Regions from separate parts of the Homo sapiens genome. Here all the other regions are linked to region 5. A link is a contact called in ENCODE Hi-C or POLR2A ChIA-PET data. All regions are on one chromosome and are shown on one strand. Each heading gives the region's core, a stretch centred on a gene start or an enhancer-like site at or near the end of the contact. The rest is flanking DNA. Distances are from core to core; before and after follow the strand shown. Region 1 overlaps LOC102723838 (a long non-coding RNA gene). Region 2 holds the start of PGR (progesterone receptor). Region 3 holds the start of TMEM123 (transmembrane protein 123). Region 4 has its middle 20 kb from the start of MMP10. Region 5 holds the start of CEP126 (centrosomal protein 126).

The links. A loop is a pair of places that touch in the nucleus more often than their neighbours do. ChIA-PET counts read pairs that join two places held with the same protein, here RNA polymerase II (POLR2A). Pooled maps may share reads with other maps.
Region 1: a map of endothelial cell of umbilical vein shows a loop between it and region 5 (16-fold over the local background). The contact joins the enhancer-like site here to the promoter of CEP126 in region 5. A Hi-C loop is called at or near these places in 2 of 168 maps with a recorded cell type or tissue (Caco-2 and endothelial cell of umbilical vein) and 6 of 50 pooled maps.
Region 2: a map of ascending aorta shows a loop between it and region 5 (5-fold over the local background). The contact joins the promoter of PGR here to the promoter of CEP126 in region 5. A Hi-C loop is called at or near these places in 1 of 168 maps with a recorded cell type or tissue (ascending aorta) and 7 of 50 pooled maps.
Region 3: a map of B cell shows a loop between it and region 5 (4-fold over the local background). The contact joins the promoter of TMEM123 here to the promoter of CEP126 in region 5. A Hi-C loop is called at or near these places in 3 of 168 maps with a recorded cell type or tissue (B cell, CD4-positive, alpha-beta memory T cell and naive thymus-derived CD4-positive, alpha-beta T cell), 1 of 37 single-sample maps with no recorded cell type and 13 of 50 pooled maps. POLR2A ChIA-PET finds 5 or more read pairs at or near these places in 1 of 52 experiments (activated CD4-positive, alpha-beta T cell).
Region 4: a loop to region 5 is called in a map of endothelial cell of umbilical vein, with 4 times the contacts of the local background. The contact joins the enhancer-like site here to the promoter of CEP126 in region 5. A Hi-C loop is called at or near these places in 1 of 168 maps with a recorded cell type or tissue (endothelial cell of umbilical vein). POLR2A ChIA-PET finds 5 or more read pairs at or near these places in 1 of 52 experiments (activated naive CD4-positive, alpha-beta T cell).

Annotation. Positions count from the first base shown.
Region 1 is chr11:102,493,637-102,496,336 of GRCh38, reverse strand. LOC102723838 (a long non-coding RNA gene) reads right to left here. Exons shown (of 3, transcript NR_135076.1): 2 at 2,473-2,557. Among named protein-coding and RNA genes, the nearest start is that of MMP7, 36 kb to the left of the region's middle. Within about 2 kb of position 1,419, at least 2 of the 41 ENCODE cell types and tissues checked have a DNase peak (open chromatin) inside an H3K27ac peak, as active enhancers do.
Region 2 is chr11:101,128,563-101,131,365 of GRCh38, reverse strand. PGR (progesterone receptor) reads left to right here and starts at 1,553. Exons shown (of 8, transcript NM_000926.4): 1 at 1,553-2,803. The coding sequence starts at 2,296. It also overlaps PGR-AS1.
Region 3 is chr11:102,451,382-102,454,158 of GRCh38, reverse strand. It overlaps TMEM123 (transmembrane protein 123), which reads left to right and starts at 1,394. Exons shown (of 5, transcript NM_052932.3): 1 at 1,394-1,635. The coding sequence starts at 1,536. It overlaps TMEM123-DT (TMEM123 divergent transcript), which reads right to left and starts at 1,240. Exons shown (of 2, transcript NR_135053.1): 1 at 1,110-1,240. RefSeq lists enhancers at 1,031-1,140, 1,871-2,160, 2,341-2,390 and a silencer at 1,261-1,550.
Region 4 is chr11:102,758,978-102,761,811 of GRCh38, reverse strand. No RefSeq gene overlaps it. Among named protein-coding and RNA genes, the nearest start is that of MMP10, 20 kb to the left of the region's middle. Within about 2 kb of position 1,336, at least 4 of the 41 ENCODE cell types and tissues checked have a DNase peak (open chromatin) inside an H3K27ac peak, as active enhancers do; they include endothelial cell of umbilical vein, where a contact is called at or near this core.
Region 5 is chr11:101,913,488-101,916,287 of GRCh38, reverse strand. CEP126 (centrosomal protein 126) reads right to left here and starts at 1,278. Exons shown (of 11, transcript NM_020802.4): 1 at 876-1,278. The coding sequence starts at 1,003. ANGPTL5 (angiopoietin like 5) reads left to right here. Exons shown (of 9, transcript NM_178127.5): 1 at 1-269. RefSeq lists an enhancer at 1,260-1,359.

The DNA of each region.
Region 1 (2,700 bases), core at 170-2,669, 580 kb before region 5:
CTCCAGTTTGACATAAAGTGTTTGGGATAAGCAGAATCTTTCTAACAGGCTTGAGGACCTCCCCCCCCACCACCACAGCCTGGAAATACTTTATTTTCTTGTGAGATAGCCTAAGACTCTTCTTGCCTAATCTTTCTTCCTTCAGATTCCAGACCTGCATCAGAGTCTGAAAGCTCTCCCTACCTAGTCCACTCCTTCACCCGTTATCCTTCACAGGTGTTTCCCCAAAAACCTCTTTTATGTCGAATCCGATCCTCTTGGTATCAGCTTTTAGAGAACTTGAATTAACAGAAGGAGTGTCCAGTTATCGAACATTGCATAAAAAGAACCCTAAACCGTAGCTCAAAACAACAATCATTTTATTATGTCTCATGATTTGGTAGGCCAGGAGTTCAGGCAAGGCTGCCCTAGGTGATCCTTTTGTTCTGTGGGGCCGATGGGCTGGTTGGGAGGGGCTGGGATGGCTTCAATCACACGTCTGCTGCGTTGCTGGAGATAATTGGAAATCTGGGCTCAGCTGGGACTGTCAACCATACTGCCTGCTCATGGCATCTTCTCCACCATGGAGGCTGTATGACTTTTAAGATCTAGCCATAGAAGTCATATAACCTCACTTCTGCCATACTCTTCTGATAAAAGTAATCAGAAACACAACCAGAGTTAAAATGAGGCAATATACACCTCCTCCTTGAAGCCGGGAATGCCAAAGAATTTGCTGTTATGTTTCTAAATCGCCACATGAGGGCACCCTTTCTCTTATGAAACCACTAAGTTTCATCAACTTCAGGAGACTATCATTCAAACCAGAAGAGATGTATTAATTCTAACCAAAAGAATACTTGCTACCACAAAAATGCTGTATGGATCAGCAAACATACGTTCTAGTTTATACCCTCTTTTGTCATTACAGTTCAATTGTCAATGCCCCAATCAACAAAAAGGGAATTCAGATCTAGTGCTTTACACTCCAGATGACGTGAATCTAAAGACCATGACCCTGGTGACCACATTAGTTTCTTTAACGGTAAAGTCTGTATTTCCTACAAGTATAGAAGGCTGTCATGAAACGTAAACCCTGGCCACTGACTCTGATCATTTTTGGTGTGCGAAACTGTTACTCCTTTGGTTACTAGCAAGCATACAGAGGAGAGTAAATTGCACCTGAGCCTAACCTCCGACTAAGGGGCTGCTGTGACCTACTGTTGCCTTTTGGAACTTTAACTGGGGAGGTAAAAAACATGGAGTTATGATTACCAAAGGATAATGAGTTAAACTTCAAAGGAATAACTCAGTCTTATATCCCTGTCATCTTTTGCTGAGGCATCTTCATAAAGACTAAGCACGTTACGACCATGCAGCAGTGACTTTCCTTGGTTACAAAGCAAGAGTGGATTTGCCATCCTAGTCGTTGATAATGGTGAACATCAAGTTTGTTTTGTGTGCACGCATATGTGCTAAACATTCACTTGAAAGATACCTTGAGAACTACTTTGGCATAATACAAATGCATTTGACAGGCTTTTTTGTCTTGCCTCTCAAATTAGCAAATTTCCCTAGCCCTGAATAAAACCAAGCAACTACAGTATATAGAAAAATTTAGGAACCCTAAATAATGGATTGAAATTCTATTCAAACTTAACACCTAATTGTACTTTTTTAGTTATCAGTAACTAGACTATGTCATTCAGGGATCAATCTACCTCAAAGTAAATAGATTAAAATATCTTAATCTAAGAAATCATTCAGTTATAAAAGATATGATTAACCTAGCACTTTTTTTTCAAGTTTTTCCTCCTCTACCATAATTTTGATATGAAAAGTGGAGTTCTTGGCAGAAAAAGCAGAGTCTATGTCTGAATCATTCAGAGAAACAATGGTTAGCACAGTTTAGCACATAAAAGTTGTCCAACAAATATTTGTTGAAGCCAGGCGCTGTGACTCACGCCTGTAATTCCAGCACTTTGGTCAAGGTGGGTGGATCACTTAAAACCGGGAGTTTGAGACCAGCCTGGCCAACATAGCGAAACCCCATCTCTACTAAAAATACAAAAAATTAACTGGGTGTGGTGATGCACACCGGCGACAGAGTGAGACTCTGCCTCAAAAAATAAATAAATAAAATAAAATATTTGTTGAATGATCGGTTGAATGAATGAATGGATAAGTGGTATTTATTTGTGTTAACTTACTCAGTTAGGATTTTCATTTACACAGCTTCCAGAAGGTAGTGGTAGAAATTAAAAATAATAGGTAAGATAGAGGCTAATTTAAATTTGAAATAGCTATATGGTGTCTATTCAGCTTGTTAACGATTAATACTTAGATGTTAATTATAATTTACTTAGGACAGATTTCCTTTGAACTTCATTTCTTACGTGTCCATATCAGACAATTAGGTCTTTTTAGGTAAACCCCGATATTCTGGTTATCTTAATAACCATTACATCACCAACAATGATTAAAAGGTATTACCTTAATTACTTTCAGGCAAGGAATTTATCCACTTTGTTCAGCAGCAAGAAGGGCACATGACACAGAGTAAGCACCCGTTAAATACCTGTTGAATAAGGCACTTAATTATTAAACTCCATTTCTCAATGTGAGTACATAACAAAGAATGTGCAGCCATCCCTAATCCACCCTACATACCTACATTCTGATCACTACAGCAACCCTGAAAAGTAGGTATTATTTTATTCA
Region 2 (2,803 bases), core at 304-2,803, 790 kb after region 5:
GCCAAATCACAGGTACAAAAAGCATATTAGTGGCTGCTGGGAGATTTAGGCGGAAATGTGGAATAACTGCTAGTGGGTATTGAGATTTTAGAGTCATACTCATGTTACAAAATTAATAGTGCTGATGGTTGCACAACTCTGAGTACATGAAAAATCAATGAACTGATACTTTGAGTGAGCTGTATGATACTGGAATTACACCTCAATAAAGCATGGTAACTGTTTTAAGATAGGCTGGAAAGAGAAAGCCTGAAAACAACAATAATGATATTAATAAATTAGTTTACTTCTCTAGTCTCATATACTTCTGTGCCCACACTTGCTCCTGTTCTATTCATAATGGTCCCCTTGCAGTTGCCATATTATATCCTGCCATTTGATGCCCGGTGAACATTCTATACCTGCTTCCCAGAATTCTCTTTACCTTTCCTCTATCTGCCTAACTTCCACATATCTAAAATTAATCAGAGTAAACTATTTACTAGAACAACCAACTCCAAATCCTAGTAACCTAACATGATAAAGGTTTGTTTCTCACTCATATAGCCCCTCCCCAGATGATCGAGGGGTCCAGGCTCCTTACCTCTAGTGGCTCCCCCACCTTCTGGAGTCTTCTGCATTCTTTATACATGGTTGAGATAAACTATGAGTCATTAGCACAGCTAGACCTTGAGGTCCTACAAGAAAATTTGCAAATCATTCACTCTGTTTTGAACAAGGTATATTTAAGATGATGTTAAAATACCCAATGGTCTTGGGTCAAATACAGTTTATGACTGTGTATCTAAAATATATATTGCAATATTCTTCCCTTTTTCTACTGACTTCATGAATTTAGCGGGGATCCATTTTATAAGCTCAAAGATAATTACTTTTCAGACTAAGAATATTTAGGGTAAAAAGTACTGTTCAACATCTCTACTGAGGATGTTATGATGTAGCACACTGTATAAGCTGGAGCTAAAGGAAACTTTCCTTAAAGTGCTATTTACTAAAAATTGGAACACATTCCTTAAGACAAATCGAAGTGTGGCACACAACATCCAAACTTCCATCATAGATACAGAGGTGTTACCATCTCCCACTCCCAAATTTCTTTGTCACGCTGAGGATACTCAAGAGGAGCAGGACATGTTGGTCGCAGCAGGAGAAACTTGAAAGCATTCACTTTTATGGAACTCATAAGGGAGAGAATCTCTTATTTAGTATCGTCCTTGATACATTTATTATTTTAAAAGATAATGTAGCCAAATGTCTTCCTCTGTGTTAAATCTTTACAAAACTGAAATCTTAAAATGGTGACAAAAATTCTACTTCTGATAGAATCTATTCATTTTTCCAATTAGATAGGGCATAATTCTTAATTTGCAAAACAAAACGTAATATGCTTATGAGGTTCCATCCCAAAGAACCTGCTATTGAGAGTAGCATTCAGAATAACGGGTGGAAATGCCAACTCCAGAGTTTCAGATCCTACCGGTAATTGGGGTAGGGAGGGGCTTTGGGCGGGGCCTCCCTAGAGGAGGAGGCGTTGTTAGAAAGCTGTCTGGCCAGTCCACAGCTGTCACTAATCGGGGTAAGCCTTGTTGTATTTGTGCGTGTGGGTGGCATTCTCAATGAGAACTAGCTTCACTTGTCATTTGAGTGAAATCTACAACCCGAGGCGGCTAGTGCTCCCGCACTACTGGGATCTGAGATCTTCGGAGATGACTGTCGCCCGCAGTACGGAGCCAGCAGAAGTCCGACCCTTCCTGGGAATGGGCTGTACCGAGAGGTCCGACTAGCCCCAGGGTTTTAGTGAGGGGGCAGTGGAACTCAGCGAGGGACTGAGAGCTTCACAGCATGCACGAGTTTGATGCCAGAGAAAAAGTCGGGAGATAAAGGAGCCGCGTGTCACTAAATTGCCGTCGCAGCCGCAGCCACTCAAGTGCCGGACTTGTGAGTACTCTGCGTCTCCAGTCCTCGGACAGAAGTTGGAGAACTCTCTTGGAGAACTCCCCGAGTTAGGAGACGAGATCTCCTAACAATTACTACTTTTTCTTGCGCTCCCCACTTGCCGCTCGCTGGGACAAACGACAGCCACAGTTCCCCTGACGACAGGATGGAGGCCAAGGGCAGGAGCTGACCAGCGCCGCCCTCCCCCGCCCCCGACCCAGGAGGTGGAGATCCCTCCGGTCCAGCCACATTCAACACCCACTTTCTCCTCCCTCTGCCCCTATATTCCCGAAACCCCCTCCTCCTTCCCTTTTCCCTCCTCCTGGAGACGGGGGAGGAGAAAAGGGGAGTCCAGTCGTCATGACTGAGCTGAAGGCAAAGGGTCCCCGGGCTCCCCACGTGGCGGGCGGCCCGCCCTCCCCCGAGGTCGGATCCCCACTGCTGTGTCGCCCAGCCGCAGGTCCGTTCCCGGGGAGCCAGACCTCGGACACCTTGCCTGAAGTTTCGGCCATACCTATCTCCCTGGACGGGCTACTCTTCCCTCGGCCCTGCCAGGGACAGGACCCCTCCGACGAAAAGACGCAGGACCAGCAGTCGCTGTCGGACGTGGAGGGCGCATATTCCAGAGCTGAAGCTACAAGGGGTGCTGGAGGCAGCAGTTCTAGTCCCCCAGAAAAGGACAGCGGACTGCTGGACAGTGTCTTGGACACTCTGTTGGCGCCCTCAGGTCCCGGGCAGAGCCAACCCAGCCCTCCCGCCTGCGAGGTCACCAGCTCTTGGTGCCTGTTTGGCCCCGAACTTCCCGAAGATCCACCGGCTGCCCCCGCCACCCAGCGGGTGTTGTCCCCGCTCATGAGCCGGTCCGGGT
Region 3 (2,777 bases), core at 145-2,644, 540 kb before region 5:
CACCCTTCTCCATGGGCAACAGAACCAAGGCTGGAAAGACAGGTTGGGCCTAGATTGGGAAATGCTTGGATAATGGGGTAGTCACCAGAACGGTTTATTCCTAAACCAGATTCCCCAGTTAAATAGAATAACCAAAATCGAAATGTGCAATGCTTGCTTTTTGTCCATGATAAGCTGCAGGGGAAACATTTGCAGGTTGGCTGACTGAATCCACAGATGGAAGTCTCTGTAAATTTAGGACAGATTGTCTCAGTTAATCTCTAGGACCAGTCAGACCTCTGTAATGATGGATTTGCCTGACATGAGAAAGTTCTACCTCTCATAACACAGTTTTCAAAAGTTAACTGCAATGTGGCCTTTATGTGATGAAATCTGGCTCAGGTGCCAAAGATCTGCAACATTAAGACCTTTGCAGGTGGGGATTCACTGTGATTTTAGGTTCCTTGGATCCTTCAGTCTTCTACTTCAGCTGAGGGTTCCCACCCAAGCCAGGACTCAGCCTTTGTTATTCTCATGCATTAGCCACAGGTAGCTATGTCACTTCAGAGTTCTGAGCACGATGAAAATGCAGACTTTACAAGCACTTCAAGTCAAGACAAGTGATTAGCATTGGCTCCAAGGGTTTAAAAGGAACTCAGCCAAAAACTGTTCAAAACTGGCCATTTCATCTGAACTGGGACAGCAGGGCACAAGGAGAGAAAAGGCTGGTTGGATTAATGCAGCCCCCGCTTTCCATGGCTCTACTGTATTTCACTGAGAGTTGCTACCAACTCCTGCGCGCGCCCCCACCCGCCCACTCCACTAATCTCGTGTCTTAATCAGAGATACAGGGAACCCGTGGAGAAGATGAAGTACAACTGGGATAAGAAGATCGTAGGTGTTTTACGTTTGAATTTAAGCAACAAATCTGTCGAGCTGTTTTTCTCCACTTCCCCCTTAGGCTGGGTCACGCGAGGGGAAAGCTCCGACCGCCCAGGACTCCTTAGAGTGAATCCCATCCCCTCAAGTTCCTCTCCAGAATCTCCCCCTCCTCCCGCCTTTGCCCTGCAACTCCTCCCTCTCACTCTGAGTCGCACGCACCCCTGTCCCCTCCCTGCCCGCAAAACTACTCTTCAAAGGCTTCCTTCCGGGCACCGCGAAGCCAGCGTGCTCAGCATTCAGGGAGGCAGCGGCGCTCGCCTTCATCCAGGACAACAAAACTGCCATTTCCGAAGAGAAAGGAAACGGCTCGCGGTTTCTGGGGTTCCCAAGCGCGCGCCTGCGAGGGAGGCCGCGAGCCGAGTCGCCACGCCCAGAACCCCGAGCCCGCCCCCGCGCCACCCAGCCCGGCCCCGCCGCCCCGGCTGCGCACGCGACGCCCCCTCCAGGCCCCGCTCCTGCGCCCTATTTGGTCATTCGGGGGGCAAGCGGCGGGAGGGGAAACGTGCGCGGCCGAAGGGGAAGCGGAGCCGGCGCCGGCTGCGCAGAGGAGCCGCTCTCGCCGCCGCCACCTCGGCTGGGAGCCCACGAGGCTGCCGCATCCTGCCCTCGGAACAATGGGACTCGGCGCGCGAGGTGCTTGGGCCGCGCTGCTCCTGGGGACGCTGCAGGTGCTAGCGCTGCTGGGGGCCGCCCATGAAAGCGCAGCCATGGCGGGTAAGTGGCTGCGGGGGTCGTCAGCCCCGTTCGTGGGAGGCAGCGCGCTGCCGAGGCTTGGGTTCCCAAGTTGGGCTCTGGTACAGAAAGTTCCGCGTGTGTCTGGCCGAACGCTCGGGGCGGACCCAGAGGTGACCGGGCGGGGTGGGGGAAACTGAGGTTTGGACCAGTCACCCGCTGGCCCCGGGGCCGCCTGCTGAGGAAATTGCCTGGTGCTTCCCCTCTCGCTTTTTGGATGCGGCGGTCGCAGGCCGGGACGGGTGCGCATAACCTGTTGAGTTACCGCAAGTTGGTTTTTACAGCCTTTCCCTGAAGTTAATGTTTGCCGAGGTTAGAGTTTCTAAGGCTTCCGTTTGTAAACAAGATTAGCTGAGTTGAAAAATATGTCTACCTAGGCCCGCGGAAACGTCTCCCAGTTAGTCGGGGAGCTTTTCAAGCGTCCCCCAGGCATTTCAGCGTCTAATATTATGCAGTATTATCCAGATGAATTACAATCTTTAGGTCCCCCTGACGCTCGAAGTTAGACTTCGGGGCTCTTGGAGCTAGTTGGGAGCTTTTGGGGAGCGCGCCCCGCCCTCGCGGTAGTTGAGGCGGCCGCCCCCATGGCGGGGCGCTCTCCACCCCTCGTGTGCCATAAACACCCGGCCGAGGCGCGCGGCAGCTGCGCAGCGTTAAGGGCACAGCTGCACGGTCGCCGGTGGCCCTTGTCGTCGCTAGTAAGGTCGTAACAGGATGATGTTGACTTTGCTTTTCTGTGTAGGGCGGAATTTGTTTCGTTTTAGGCCCTTGGCCCTTTGGAGACTTCAAACAGCCCTTTTTGGATGAAACCAGGAAGTTGGGATTTGTTGTGTAAATACTGTTTTCCTTTGTCAACTGTTAGAGAAGTCAGGTCCCTAGGTAATGGTCAGTAAACTAGGATAAGTTAAGTAACCCAAGGTTTTCATGGTTTTAAGTTCTATCCATCCACTGTATATGTTAGCCTTAGGTTCGTTTTATCCAGCAAAAGAAAAAGGCAGTTTGTAAATCTGGAAGGTTCAGGCACAACACTTGCTTTTTCTGGAATAACCTGGGTGAATTAACAATTTTTCTTTGTTTTGCTGAAGTTTTTTTGTTTGCTTAATTGTGCGTGTGACAAACTGGCT
Region 4 (2,834 bases), core at 87-2,586, 850 kb before region 5:
TAGAATGTGAAGAATGACAGGCATCTGGAGATGTCTGGAGAGGAAGGGCATTCCAAGGGAAGCAAGCTGCATGCACAATGGCATAGAGATATTAAAAGACATGTTTGAGGAATCTCAAGGGAACATCTGAGAGAGTCAAAGAAAGGGAGTCACATTAATTTATGTTTTAGAGAAAATATATGAAGCATCAGCTTTCTAACATGTGATTGAGTATAAAATTAATGAAACATTTCAGTAAATGAAACAGTAAAATTTCTCCCAAAGTTTGTAACTCATTGTTTTTCATTTAGTCACTCATTTAGCACATTTGCTCATTTAATAATCATTCCATTGCATCCATCAAATCTGTTTTTGAAGTAGGAAACATAAATAAGAAATAAATTGCCCACTCACTTAGCTAAGTAACACACGTTACCACTATATGTGTAGTATATTTTCTCAGCAGCAATAAAATAGGAAAGAAAAATTACTTCATCAGTTAAACAAGCATGCACTAAAAAAATGCCCTGGTTTCTTTCTCTCTCTCTCTCTCTTTTTTTTTTTTTTTTTTTTTTTTTGAGACTGAGTCTCACTCTGTCACCCAGGCTAGAATGCAGTGGCACGATCTCAGCTCACTGCAACCTCCACCTCCCAGGTTCAAGCGATTCTCATGCCTCAGCTTTCTGAGTAGCTGGCCCACCACCATGCACAGCTAATTTTTTTTTTTATTTTTTCTTTTAGTAGAGATGGGGTTTCACCATGTTGGCCAGGCTGGTCTCGAACTCCTGGCCTCAAGCGATCCTCCCACCTAGGCCACCCAAAGTGCTGGGATTACAGGCGAGAGCCACTGCTCCCAGCCTGCTTGGTTTCTTAAGGATTAAATCAAAGGAGGTAGTTGAAGATATATACAACCTTCTTAATCCCTGCAAAGTCAGTAGGAAATCCAACCCTTTAATTTCTTCCCTAGAACAAAGACATGGTGAATCATAGACCTACTTATATTTAGAAGCAGATTTATAATTATACATACTAGTAAGACCTTCCCAATCAAATTAATGGAATGTCACTGGATCACCATTAGCTACAACTAAAAGGTGACAAAAGCATGATAAGTGAATTTAGAGCGTAAGTTATCTAGCTTGGAAATTTGCCACCTCCACAATTGTTCTTAAAATCGTATTTGGCTCACAGATATGATGATGGCGATGATAACAATGATGATTATACAATGATGCAATACCTAGTAACACAGCTGCTTCTTGAGCAATGCTCCCAAATCTCTAAAGCAGATGATTCAACTTGGTTTATTGTGGAGATTCAGCAGATATTACTTGTTTTTTCCTTGCTTTATTTAACTGCACAGCAACAATTTCCTCAAGAGTCATTTCCTGTGGTAAGTTTAAATCCCCTTAAAATGAACTAACCCTGTCCCTTGAATCATAGTCACATTGTTTTGCTTTCTAAGAAATAAAACAACTGAGAATTTCAAGATCTCAGTTTCCTCATTTGCAATGGAAGGGGGTTTAATTAGGTTTTGTGATTTGTTTGTTTGTTTTACTGTTACAGAGCAGTGGTCCATATTTTGGGGGTATATGTGATATTTTGACACATGGATACAATGTGTAATGTTTATTATACCAGGGCAATTGGGATATTCATCACTCCAAACATTCACCCCTTCTTTATGTTGTGAACATTCTAATTCTTCTCTTCTAGCTATTTTGAACTATACCACAAATTATTGTCAATCATAGTCATCCTACTGTACTATCAAAAACTAGATCTTATTCCTTCTAACTGTATCTTTACAACAATTATAATTAGAGTTTTTTTTTTTTTTTTGAGACCAAGTCTCGCTCTGTCACCCAGGCTGGAGTGCAGTGGCTCCATCTTGGCTCACTGCCAGCTCTGCCTCCCGGGTTCACGCCGTTCTCCTGCCTCAGCCTCCCGAGTAGCTGGGACTACATGTGCCCACCACCATGCCTGGCTAATTTTTTTTTTTTTTTTTAGTAGAGACAGGGTTTCACTGTATTAGCCAGGATGGTCTTGATCTGACCTCGTGATCCACCCGCCTCAGCCTCCCAAAGTGCTGGGATTACAGGTGTAAGCCACCATGCCTGGCCATAATTAGAGATTTTTAAAGGTATCTTTTAACTCTAAGAAAAAAACAGCAATCATGAAATACTCTGTAACAAACACCAAAGTAGATATATGTTATATATATAATTTTGTTTAATTCTTCTGAAAACCATTTTGGGATTGGGGGGAATTTTATTACTATTATTATAATTTTCTAGTCAAGAGAACAGAACTAACTTTAGTCTTCATACCCAGTTAGAAGTAGGGTTGGATTTCCAGTCTCTACCTGCTAAATCTCTATCTACCTCATACCCAAAATCATACCTTCAAGTTCTGTCTCCCATTCAACATTCCATAAGACCATGATTATACAGTTTTTAAGAATTTTCAGGGTAGCAATTTAGAATGCCAGCCATTTGGAGTTTGCAACATGCTGTTTTATATTTTTAATAGCTTTCTTTATATTCTTTCTTTTAGAGCAAGAAGTCTCTGTTCTCCAACCAGTGACCCAAACATTACCTTGTGTACAATAGCGATGCGTGTATAGACCTCCAACACATGATGGATAAGAACACATTCTCCCCTCTCACACACCAAGGACATGGGCTGCATTTCTCTGAGTATCTCTGTTTACCTTTTATTCCATATAATACCTGATCACAGTGTAAGTTTTTGATGTCAGGGAAATAATGATTACTGTTGTATTAGTGCAATTTATAAAACACATGTCTATAACAGTATATCTCTACCCTATAAAAAAAATTTCATACATAAAG
Region 5 (2,800 bases), core at 29-2,528:
TGTAACAGAGTACAAAGAACATCCTAGAAATTGGAGACAAAGGGGATAAGAAAACAGAGTTAACTTGGAAAGAGAAGACACTCATCTCTGACAAGACTGAAGATGATTACACAACACCATCATTGCCAACCAAGTCCTTTGGGAATACAAAGGTTAAATCCTAATCATCACAACAGTCTCTAAAGGAATAAACCTGATTTACAGATTTTGATAACAAAATACTTCTCCTCTTTCCATTTTCTACAATGCAACCAACAGCAACATCAAAGGTAGGCTTAACCAACTCTTCGAGAAAAGTCAGAGTTAATCCAGATTGTAAAGCGTCCAGGTCCCCTGTTTCTCATTTCCTCTTTTCTGTCGCTCTGACAACAGACTGGGCAGAGATGGAAAACAAAACAACTTACCAAACTGTGTAGCCTTTAGCAGCTCTGGTAAATGCATTTAGGGCTGTGTTAGGATAACTGTTAAAACGGACTCTTTAGGATAGCAAAACATTTTACTTATTTGTGTAATTTCTCTCTCCAAGTAGTACGATAAATCAGGAAGTAGTTAATATGTAAGTAAAGAACATAATGGCATAAAAATATCCCCACAGAATACACAGTTGATGTGTTTTAAAATTCACAAAAATTTTACAAAGTTGAAGAATGGGAGTAGGATAACAGGGTGATGGGGGGAAGCAGCCACAGAATTAGATAAAATGGTATAATTTCAGGTCTAAGGTGAGACACGACAGTTGCTAAAGGAAATATCTGCACTAAGATGACTTGCTAGTTTTGATCACCCTGCGTCAAAGGTAATGGGAATCTAATTGGAAAAAGATGGGCCCCGTTTTCAACATCGCTACCCTGGCAGCCACAGGCTGGGAAGGATACAGGTAAGAGCCAGGTCGGTGATGCCCGCCGCTCTCCCGAGGGCCGAGGGGGGCTCTGTCGAGGTTGTCCGATGATTCAGTGCCCAGTTCCCCGACCGCGCTCCGGGTTCCGGGCCTCCCCGCCAGCATCCTTCACTTCAGCGCCGCCTGTCTGCTCGCCCCCAGAACCTCCCTCATGGCAGCTCCGGCTTCCTCCTCCTCCTGCTCGGCCCCTCCCTACACTCCGTCTCTCAGGCCCCGCGTCACGGGCGCGGAAGGGTTGGCCTCGACAGCCCTAGCTCCCGCGCAGCGGCACTGGTGCCTGTAGCGGCGATGGCAGCTGAGGCAGCGGCGACCTCGCCGGGCAATAGCAGATGGGGCGGCAGCAACCCTGCAGCCGCCATCTTGACAACAACCGACGGCGCGTCCTTGACAACGGAAACCTGGGAGGAGCTACAGGTCGGGGCGGGACGATGTGCCCGAAGCAGCCAATCGCAGGCTCCGGCGGCCCCTCCAGCTTCGAGCGGCGGGTGGCAACCCAAGCATCCCTAGGGACCCGGGTTGTTGCGCGAGGGGTGAGCTGAGTGTTGTTTTAGAGCCTGATGCAGTTCTGCCTCCCTTTTTATGAGAGTGTTTTTGTGGCAGTACCGACAGTGACGAAAGACAGATGTAAAATCCTCAGATACAGGCAATTGCCACCGGGAGGAGTCTGCAGTGATTGTCTGGGGGACAATTTGGAGTTGAATTTGTTAAACTACTGAATCCTGTTGTGAGATTTTGAGTTGTGAGTCTTTCTGTGGCATCATCATCCCCAAACACCGTCTCTTTAAAATGTCTTTGTGAAGTGGAAATTTTCCTTCCCTGCATTCTCTCATCCACTCGGTAATGCTTCTGGCATTCCCTCTGCAGTCGTCTTCCTTGCCTTTGCCCTACTTAGAAGGTCTACATTTCAAAGCCTCCTAATGGTTCTCGCATTGCTGCCAGATTCTGGAAATGGACCATCACAGCAAAACTAGCAATCTCTTGGGAAGATATGCCAAAAGAGATCATCGCATTGAAATGGTTTTGGGAAGTATGGAAAATTAAATGGATTTTTGAGACACTAGTTTATTGGCTATGCAAGTGACAGTTTTGAAAAAGGCTGAATCTTATTGTTGGAGCCTAATGTAAATGCATATATAAATTCTGACTGTATTTCAGTCAGTGTTTTCTTGGAAAAATTCCCAGATTGGAAGCAGAAAGTACAGACCAAATAAAGATTATTCACCCACCATTCAAATGTCTCTGCCTTTGTGAATTAATTTGTTCATTTTAAGATTTCAAATAATAAACTTTTCCAGTTGAAACTGTTTAAAACAATCTTTGCAAACTTGGTTGCAATGACTCAAATTGGAATGTACACTGGCGACAGATTTTAAAGTGCCACAACAAATCCAGTTTCGATTTAAGACACAAAACACATGAACTCTCCTTCAGAAGCATACCAACAGGATAAAATATACAATTCTGACATGAAAAGCTAAATGTATACAACTGGACACTTGGCTATCTTGGCAAGTTTTTAATTGGCCTAGCCACAGGCAATGGCCTTGATTCTATTCCCACTGCTGTCATCACACGTTTGTCTCCCCATGGGTGATCTGAGTAAAGTAGGGCAGTGCAAAGTACAGATGAATATGAGAATATTAGAGTTGCTATTTGGAATATTTAGGCATGGTTAGCTTTCCAGAAGTCCAGCTTTTGCTATATTATTAGTTTGCGATCTCGTAAGTCCTAGGCATCTCACTGCTTTGTGGCTTGGTATATTAGCACTAAGAAGCATAATTTGGTTTCTCAATTGCCTATAAATCCTTTCTTACGTTAACTTAAAAAAACACGTAATTTATGAATCTAGAAAGGAGAGGAAAGGGTTACAGCCTGAAAGGAGGGCCATCCCACAAGCTGGGA